2 separate regions of the Homo sapiens genome follow, and region 1 is linked to region 2. A link is a loop called in an ENCODE intact Hi-C map of the cell type or tissue named here. Cell type or tissue: A673. All regions are shown on one strand.

Region 1 (5,000 bases), 230 kb after region 2:
ACAGTGGCATTCACCATGTATCTGTACCCTTCCAGTACACCATGATGGCAAGCTTTCATTCAGCTCTGCTGCCATGCCCAAACCTTGTCCTTCCAGGTTTTACAAGTTTTGGAAAAGACTAATTTATAGTTCACAGAGCTATGTACTTCACTGGGATATACAGAAATGGAGACCTGGCCTGTTAAGTACATGATATTTTATTTTGATACATGTAGCTATAAGCTATATACTATTTGAACAAACAGTAGAAAGAGCCAAACAGCTGATTTCCCTTTAGCCTTGACTCTTGAGTACTCAGGGAATTGTTATCTGAGGGGATCTGTAATACGACAAAGTTTTTCATCTGTAGGTCATTAGCACTAAGTACAATCCAGGATAATAAGGGCCATAAGGTGTTTTTTGGTAGCTATTTGACACTTTACAAGAAATAAATTTATGTTCTGATGGACATCAGGAATATAGCCATAGAACCTTCTAACATCTATGGCTTCCTGAAGGATTCTTTAAAGAAGTATGTTAATAAGAGTTGATAATTTTATCAGAAATGATTTCCTGAAATCTGCACTGGAAATGTAAAAGAAAGCTTGAATTCCCTCCACAGATATGGGAAATGGCCCCTCCTATTGTAATATCAAAAGGCTGTGCTGAAATTATTTGCATAATACTGTGTGAATGACATGGGCCACATATACATCCTATAAACCCTCATGGACAGCTTGGGACACCCACATGGACAGCAGTCTTTCCCTATAGACCTTCAAGAATGGGTCAAGAAAGACTAACTGATCAGATGATATGAGGGCCATCTGCAGTTAACAGGAGCATAATTTAGCTACTGAAGAGACCATATAGGGTAAGAATTAAGAGCAGGGACTCATGCCAGGTTGCTGAGCTCCACCACCTACCAGCTGTGTAACCTTGAGGAAGGCAGGCACTCAGTCTCCCTGCCACTCAACTCCTTAGCTCTAAAATGTGGACCATAATAGAATCATCCTTGCAGGGTTGTTTTGAGCATTAAATGAGCTGATATATATGAAGTACTTAGAATAGTGCCTGGTACATTTAAGGAATGACCATTATTATTATTAGAGCAGAATATAGGGAATTATATTGACTTTCATAATAAATGTAAAGGAGCTCTTGAAATTGCAGTTTTTCAATCCTCTTAAGTGAACTAGAAAATATCTATATCTATTTGACATTGTCTGGGTGCCAGGCACCCAGCAGGTTGCCAAGGATACAAACATGAAAAAGTCATAGTCCTTATCCTTGAGGGATTTATCATTGTGAGTAAGGCAGATATGTATAACAATGATCCTCAATTATTATGTTAAGTGCATGAATAGAGATGTCAAGTTGTTATGAGCTGATAAAGAAAGGATTGAATAATTCTCCCTGGGAGGGCTGCTCCAAGAAGATATTGTTCAACTGCATCTTAAAGAATGAGTAGAAGTAAGTTTACCAACATTCAGGACCTGGTGATGGATCTCTTTTTTGGAAGATGCTGTATTTATCTGTATTGTACCTAGAATATTGTGTCGACTTTATCACTGAATAATAGCAGTATTTGCTAATCAACTATGACATGATGGTCTCTTTATTAGCTTTTCTACAAAAGGGTAGAGAGAAAAGAGAATGGGGAGGAAGAGAAAGGGTGAGGAGAGAAAATCAGAAAGAGGAGAAAGAGGAAAGAGCATAATTTTCCCAAAGGTAAAGTTAAAGATAGGAAGGTAAAAAGCTTTCCTGTGTAATATCCTATTCAAAGGCAATAATGTCCCAGTGGCTTATTTTAGTAAATTAATCAGACACATCGAAGCCAAGGAAGGGGCCCTGTCTTTCACCGTTATGAATGAAAGAACTTTATTTAGAGACAATTCCTCCAAGGAAACAATGCTGTTTTAACTGATTTTCATGTGACATCCGGATTTGTCCCTCAATAAGTAACATACAGACATTTCAACTGCAGTTTGCCCAGTTCTGCTTCACTGGTCATTGGGGAAATTCATCTAAAGCTGCAAAAAAGACTAGGAATGTTTGCATCATATTAATAAACAGGAAACCGAGGAAACTGCCAACTGGCAGCAGAGTGTGTTTTGGTGGTTTGATAAGGCTACTAAAGAGTTTATGATGTGACAGATGTTTCACTACACTATTGTGAAATGAATAGATTATGAGAAGTAATTAGATGTACATTGGAATCAATGCTGTTATCATCGAGGCCTTCGGGCGATGCAGTAGATGAGAGTCTTGGCAGCAGGTGGTCCAATGGCTCCGAGACAGGAAGACACACCGCGGGAGACTGAGTGACAGGTTTCACAGATCCAGGGGGTGAGAGATCTGAGCTGGGGCTTGCATTTGTAATCTTTACTCATGTATAAATAATAACAACTCCACCATTGACTTCATATGCTATGTCATAGCCTCTGTTACCCTCACACACGTAGAATAGTGCTGGTTTCAGACACGCAAAGTTATTCTTGGTCTCCGTGTTTTCAAATATGCATATGTATGTTCAACTGTAACTGACAACTCTATCATTTTTTGAGGGAAGATTTTTAGAGCTAATCATCTGATGATTACATTTATTTTTAATGCTTGGCATTGAGCCGCCATTGTACAAAACTTCCTATAGGTTGCAGATCAGAAGCTGCAAAGTACTTTAACTGCCTTTCATCAGGAAAATGATTTCTTCTCTCTGGCTCAATGACTAACGTTTAAAGACACACGTTTGCCTCTCTGCTCTGTGAAATCCCTTTGCAGGAGACTTGGCAGGGTCACCCTCCATCCTTGAAGCAACCATATGGAGCCTGCTGGTTTCAAGAGAAGGTTTTGGTTTCTGCCAGTTTCCCGGGTCAGCTATTAGCACACTGGGGAATGTTGAAGTTTCCAAGCACAGAATGAAGAGGGAGGAAAGAAATGGGTGATTAGGGGAATTAAGTAACTGATTCCCTGTGTACATCTGCCACCCCTGCAGGAAGAAATATCTGGTAAAACCATTTATTAGCCCCTATCTGCTTAAAACAGCAATGGTATTTATGTAAAAGAAGGCGGGGAGCTTTATTGAACAATCTCAAAATAATATGTAGCTCTCATAATTAAAAAGATCTTAGTAGAAAATATGTAGCATATGCTGTATACTCATTCACATGTATACAAGTTTATAATACTCTTATGTTTCTACCTCATTAATTCTATTAGTTCTTCTATTAGAAGAAGTTCTTCTATTAGTTCTTCTAATTCATTAGTTCTTCTATTAATTCTTTTAATAAGCATTCATTGAACCTTTGCTATAACCCTATTACTTGCTGTTACGGATATGAACTTAAGTGATTATGTCATGAAGAACGCAATTGTGTGTGTGTGTGTGTGTGTGTGTGTGCGCGCGCGCGCGCGCGCGCGCATGCGTGCATGTGCGTGCATACATGCTTTCATGTTACTCCCTGTGTGCTTTCCACACAAGAAACTAGATATTTTGTTGGGGTGGTCTTTTTGGGTGCTTTCTTTGAGGCTAGTATGCATTATGTATCAGACTTCACAGAACAGAGAATAAAAATCGATGTCATCTAAAGAAATAATATAGTACTATGATAGAAAAACCCTTTAAAACCTAAGGACAGCTAGTTGGCATTCTTAACTAATCCATGGATGTTTTGGCATAAGCAGTGGCTGCAAAACATGTTCTAAGATGATAAGATTTTGTTTCTTATTAGTAATCTGCTTAATGAAAGCCTAGAAAAAATAATGTACTCCACATGCCACAGATTAAAATAAGAGTGATAAAGATCTAAATGTATGAAACACAAAGCTTTTGCTTTTCAAAGTTCTGCTGTATTGGCTGTGTCTGGGGATCTCTAGTGTAAATCATAAGCTCATATATTTCTAATAGAGCTATGGTTGATCAATCAAGACTTCCTACCAAGGCAATGATGCTTAATCCTTCATATATAACAGGACCTCATCAAATGGGCACAAGAAACAATCTGAAGAGGAAGGATCTGTGCAATGGGTCTATCCCCAAATGAGCAAGAAGTTACAGTAATAAAAGCAGCCACTTATGGAATACTCTGCTAAGTGCTTTCCAGATATTATCTCATTTAATCTTACCAATAGCCTTAGACAGTACATTCTATGATTATCTTTATTTTATAGATGAAAACATTAGAGTTTGGGTCAAGAAAATCACCCAGAGTTGTTCAAAGAATGTCAAAACCTGGATTTAAAACCAGTCCTCTGATTTCAAAGCTCATTTGCTTTGTCACCATATTTCAGGTCATATATTTTTATTTGAGTTCTTCGCTTTTTCTGTGGGACTTAAGGTCTGACAGGTTTCAAATAAACAGGACGGTTATTCACTCTTGGTGGGAGTGTAAATTAGTTCCACCATTGTGGAAGACAGTGTGGTGATTCCTCAAGGATCTAGAAACAGAAATACCATTTGACCCAGCAATTCCATTACTGGGTATATACCCAAAGGATTATAAATCATTCTACTATAAAGGCACATGCACACGTATGTTTACTGTAACACTATTCACAATAACGAAGACTTGGAACCAACCCAAATGCCCATCAATGATAGACTGGATAAAGAAAATGTTGCACATATACACCATGGAATACTATGTAGCCATAAAAAGGATGAGTTCCTGTCCTTTGCAGGGACATGGATGAAGCTGGAAACCATCATTCTCAGCAAGCTAACACAGGAACAGAAAACCGAACACCACATCTTCTCACTCATAAGTGGGAGTTAAACAATGAGAACACCTGGACACAGGGAGGGGAACATCACACATGGGGGCATGTCAGGGGTTGGGGGGCTTGGGGAAGTATAGCATTAGGAGAAATACCTAATGTAGATGGTGGATTGATGGGTGCAGCAAACCACCATGGCACGTGTATACCTATGTAACAAACCTGCACGTTCTGCACATGAATCCCAGAACTTAAAGTATCATTAAAAAAGAAAGAAAACATTCATGGTAATTGTATTCTAGCAT
Region 2 (5,000 bases):
CACACCTGGCCAATCATAAAATTCAGTTTTATGCATTTTAATCTTTTTTAAAAATCTCCCTTGAAAGGCCTGTGAGCAAAAAATGGAATTTACAGTTGTAGAAGGTTTTTAAAAATCCATAGATTATTGCATAACACAGGAAAATTATATTAAAGTCACATTTCATTGTTTCTAAATAAAGTTACTTGAACACAGTTACACTCATTTGTTTACATATTACCTACAACATCTAAAATATTTACTATCTGGTCTTTTACAAAAAAGTTTGCCGACCCTTGTTATAATAGACTGAGGATTCAATGAAACCATAAAAGTGACAATTCACATTTGTAATTTGAAGAATCATGTCCTCCACTTATAGAAGTAATAGCCAGAGGCCGGCGCTGTGGCTCATGCCTATAATCCAAGCACTTTGGGAGGCGGAGGCGGGCCGATCACCTGAGGTCGGAAGTTCGAGACCAGCCTGACCAACACGGAGAAACCCCCATCTACTAAAAATACAAAATTAGCCAGGCATGGTGGCACATGACTGTAATCCTAGTTACTTGGGAGGCTGAGACAGGAGAATCGCTTGAACCCAGGAGGCGGAGGTTGCGGTGAGCCGAGATAATGCCACTGCGCTCCAGTCTGGGCAACAGGAGCAAAACTCTGTCTCAAAAAAAAAAAAAAAAAAAAAAAAAAGCCAGAAAGAGCTAATTTAAAGCAGAATTTTGTTTTATGTTACATATTTTCCAATCATTTTTCTGATATGTTAAAGCTAATGGATACATTCAGAGCTATTGGCACTTTAAATGTCTTTGATAATATGACTACACGTTAGAAACTCAAATATAGAAATTAAAATTTTTCTGCCACAGGTTAAATTTAGGGGTGGTATGATCTAAATCTGTGTTCCTCCAAATTCACATGTTGTAACACCCAAGGTAATAGTACTAAGAGGTGGGGCCTTTGGTAGGTGATTAGGTCATGAGGGCTTTGCTTTCTCTGAATGGGATTAGTGCCCTTATAAAAAAGGCCTGGGTGCCAGGCACAGTGACTCAACGCCTGAAATCCCAGCATTTTGGGATGCCGTGGCAGGCGGATCACGAGGTCAGGAGATCGAGACCGTCCTGGCTAACACAGTGAAATGCCATCTCTACTAAAAATACAAAAAATTAGCTGGGCGTGGTGGCGGACGCCTGTAATCTCAGCTACTTGGGAGGCTGAGGCAGGAGAATGGCTCCAACCCAGGAGGCGGAGGTTGCAGTGAGCCGAGATCGCACCACTGCACTCCAGCCTGGGTGACAGAGCAAGGTTGCAAAAAAAAAAAAAAAAAAAAATGCCTGGGGTAGTTTCCTTGCTTCTTCCGCCATGTGAGGAGGACACAGCTAGAAGGTAGCATCTTTGAAGCAGATACTGAGACCTCACCAGAATCTGCTGGTGCCTTGATCTTGGACCTCCCAGAACAATGAGAAATAAAATTGTATTGTTTAAAAATTAGTCCAAAACATTTCATCATGGCAGTACAGATGGATGAAGACAAGGGGTAAGCCTCATTGTACTTCTATCTGTAATCAAGGATGTGTCTTTTTAGTCCAAATACACACTGACACTGTGACATGGATATCTGGAGTGTGTAACCTGATTTACTAATGACTAACCTAGGTGAAAGCATCTATGTTGGACTAAGGTATTTTCCCACTGCTTATATTCAGAAACATCCCTCCATTCTCCCTAAAACAGTATTCCATGTATTAAATGTGTGCCATTTATTTAAAGGGTCTAATCTGTGTAGGATTTTATTTTAATCACACATTCTCATTTGTACTCTTTACCACTTTACCATAATGTGATGTCATGGTAAATATGGTGGTTTCATAGATTTTTAAATGTATCTATTATGTACACACACTCCAGGCAAAAACAAACAAAAAACAACCCTATCTTATACTAAAACTAAGTATCTTGCTAAGTTAACCTCTATTTCATCTAATTCCTTATTTCATCTAATCCCTTCTTAAAACTTTGTGAACCAAGTACTGTCGTCCCCAGTTTACAGAAAAACAAATCGAGAAAGAGTAATAACACAGCTGGAATAGATATGAACCATATCTTGGAGCTGGGTCTGTGGCTCTAGAGCTTCTGCTCTTCTCCCTTGTGTAATAAAGAATTCATATTTATAGACTAAAGGACAAAGGGCTTTGAAACTTTCCAAGAATTATTTTTAAAGTATTTTGGAAGTATTAACATGTTTATTTTTTATTTTTACATTTGAGACAGGGTCTCGCTCTTAAGCTGGAGTGTAGTGGTGCGAACACAGCTCATTTCAGCCTTGACCTCTTGGGCTTAGCATGTTTCTTTTACAGTAGCATTTAGTTCCTGAGTCTGACTACTAAACAGAAGCTCAACGGTGGGAGTTGTGTGTGTGCCACTTAATAGATTCACACTGACTCTGACATTTAGATTAAGTTAACCTTCCTGTCTTGGTTAATTTCACTAAGGCTATGATAGAAAAAGATGTACTCATGATAAGGAAGCAGACAGTTCATGTTTTTAGAAAAATATCTTTTGACTGCTTAAAATGCTTTGGCTATGGGAATGTGACAGGATGCTAGCAGTTTTGTTTGTTTTTTGGTCATGACTTAGTATTCATCTTTTATTTTTAAAATCATTCCATCCAAAAATGCCAAGTCTTTTTCCTGTTTTATGGAGTTAGCTGACACACAAAAAAAGAACATGGTACAGTAGTTTACAGTCCTTTAATTTCAAGTCGGCTTTGTTTCCCAATCATCTCTTGGCCATCTACATTGGTTTGAAAAGACTACTGAAAAAGACAACTTGGTCTTGAGTCTATGATGTTTCAGGAACTTCTTGTTTCTACTTGAATGGTTTTCAATGATTCAAAGTGAAATACATACACTAGATTTCTCCCCCTTTTGTGCCTTTGGATGGTATTTGTAGAGAGAATCAAACTGAGATTAACTGTTTATGGGATGTACTTTATTAGATTAGAAGGGTTTCCCAGAGCCTCATAAGAAGTTCTTTCATTCCCATTTGTGGGAGTCCTACAACACAGCTTTGGCCTATCACGATGTAACCTGATCCTTTTAATAATACTTGGCAGAGAAAACCTTTTAAGCAATGATCTGAGTGCACAGTGAACATTTATTGCCTAATTCTCGGAACCCCAGTCAGCTAGGAAGCATCTGTGAAGATGCAGATTTCTTTACAGAACCCACCTGGAGTGCAAGTTAGGGCGATCTTCAGTTTTATATGACTGAGACAGTCTAGAATGCCTTGAGTTGCAGCTCCACTTCAGAAACAAGGCAGATTCTTAGGCCTGCTATGTCTTTTTCTTGTCATTATCCTAGATTCTAAGTGTTGTGTCTTAATAAGGAGCAGACCTTCTCTAATAAATGTTAGCTTATTGGTGTGTAGAAGTGTGGGCCTTATGTGACGTTTGTAATTTGGGGATATAAAGATCCTTTTCCCAAGAGATATGGCTTGGCCCTTTACTGAGACTTACTGGGAGGTGGGAGGATGCAATTCTAATGCATTTTGATACTTACATTATTTGTGAGTAGAAAAATGCCCCTGTTGGGGATAGCGTGGAGCAGTGAGAAAGTCTGGCGTCTTCACAGACCTGTTACTCGTACTGGGTCTTGAAGGGTGAATAAGAGTTCTGCGCAGAAGAGGACACCTCTCCTGTGTGTCGGGCTGTGCTGAAGGATACGCCTATTTAGCCTGTGTCTCAGAAGAGGTGCTGAAGAAACCATTCCTTAACATCAGGGCTCCTATTTGAAAAAAGTTTTCCCGGATTGCTCCAGCCTGGGTTTACACGTTTGGCTTTGCTCCGCCTCCTCTCGGAGTCCCCAGAGGCTCTTGGGCTTGCCCCAACCTCCTGAGCCGGCGGCCTGATGGCGAGACAGTGGCTCCCTGGGCGCTGGAACGTTTAGGCGGTGGCGAGCTGGCCCATCATCTGTCCATTAAGACGAGACTTGACCTTTTGAGGGCAGGAAGGGGCGACCTCGCCTAACCCACCGGGTCATCTTTGTGTTCGGGTTGGGGAGATGGGGTCCGGCCCGCCAGCCTCGGCTCTGAGCCCTCTTCTGTCCCTGGGATTACAGCGAACTCGGCCTTCTCGGATTCCCGCCGCCGGTGCCCGCTCTTCCCTTCCCCTCTAGCCCCCACCGGACCCCCACTCCCCAGTCTCGGGAAGACAGACGCGCCCTAGCCCTTCCAGCCCGATTTTCCCACTTTCTCGGGGGCGCTCCGGGCTGGTCCCGCCCAAGCTCCACCCGAACGGCCCGCCCTGCGGTTTCCTTTCATTTTATTATTACTCGTGAAACCTGGCGATTAAGACGCGAAACCAACAAAGAGTTTTCTTTCCACCTTAACCTTGCACACAATCCTTTAACAAATTAATTAATCCTAATGAATTAACACTTCATTTATTTAAACGCGCTACAGTTCATGAATTAAATTTTCATGCAGTGATTAAAGGCTGTTAAAATATGCATGATTTCGTTAAAATTTTATAATAAATCAGGGCAATGTGTTACATGACAAGGCAACTATTTCCCAGTCCCTCGCAAGGGGCTTTGATTTGTGCGGGCGGCGGGAAGGAGGGGCGGCTGGCGGCGGCGCCGGCGAGCGTTGGAGCCGGGTGACAGGACCCAGCTCCGCACTCTCGGGTTTGGACTCGCGTCCTTGCGGTTTTCTCCACAGCTTCCAGACCCTTTTGGGGATCTTGCTCCTGGAGGCAGAGCGGAGCCTGCGGAGAGCGACAGGCACCCGCTTCCAGGTCCTCGGAGCCGCGCTTGTGGGGGCTGGGGGTCCCCTGCTGCCCATTGACTACCTCCACCCCGAGCGTCCGTGCGTTCTGGTGGCAGCAGACGGCAGGCGGCTATCCGCGGAGCAGGAAGGCGACAGAACTTCCTATGTCCTTGCGTGGGGTCATGGGCAGGCGTGTCTGTTGTGGAGTTTCGTTTGTTTGTTGTTGTTCTAACCCAGGACCTGGA

The links. A loop is a pair of places that touch in the nucleus more often than their neighbours do. Peaks named below come from ENCODE experiments on the same cell type or tissue, not always from the same donor. Only the 100,000 strongest peaks of a DNase experiment are listed, where the experiment ranks them.
Region 1: it touches region 2 in a loop (3-fold over the local background); 1 of 110 quality-filtered maps calls a loop at or near these places.

Annotation. Positions count from the first base shown.
Region 1 is chr13:78,380,442-78,385,441 of GRCh38, reverse strand. The region is part of intron 3 of OBI1-AS1 (OBI1 antisense RNA 1); the gene reads right to left. Among named protein-coding and RNA genes, the nearest start is that of POU4F1, 220 kb to the left of the region's middle. In A673, no CTCF peak of the experiment used is centred here; DNase peaks (open chromatin) are centred at 1,361, 2,171 and 2,711; H3K4me3 peaks cover 1,327 bases; H3K27ac peaks cover 1,642 bases.
Region 2 is chr13:78,608,632-78,613,631 of GRCh38, reverse strand. All of the region lies in intron 5 of OBI1-AS1 (OBI1 antisense RNA 1), which reads right to left. Among named protein-coding and RNA genes, the nearest start is that of POU4F1, 7.6 kb to the right of the region's middle. In A673, no CTCF peak of the experiment used is centred here; DNase peaks (open chromatin) are centred at 3,071 and 3,851; H3K4me3 peaks cover 1,816 bases; H3K27ac peaks cover 1,976 bases; H3K27me3 peaks cover 960 bases.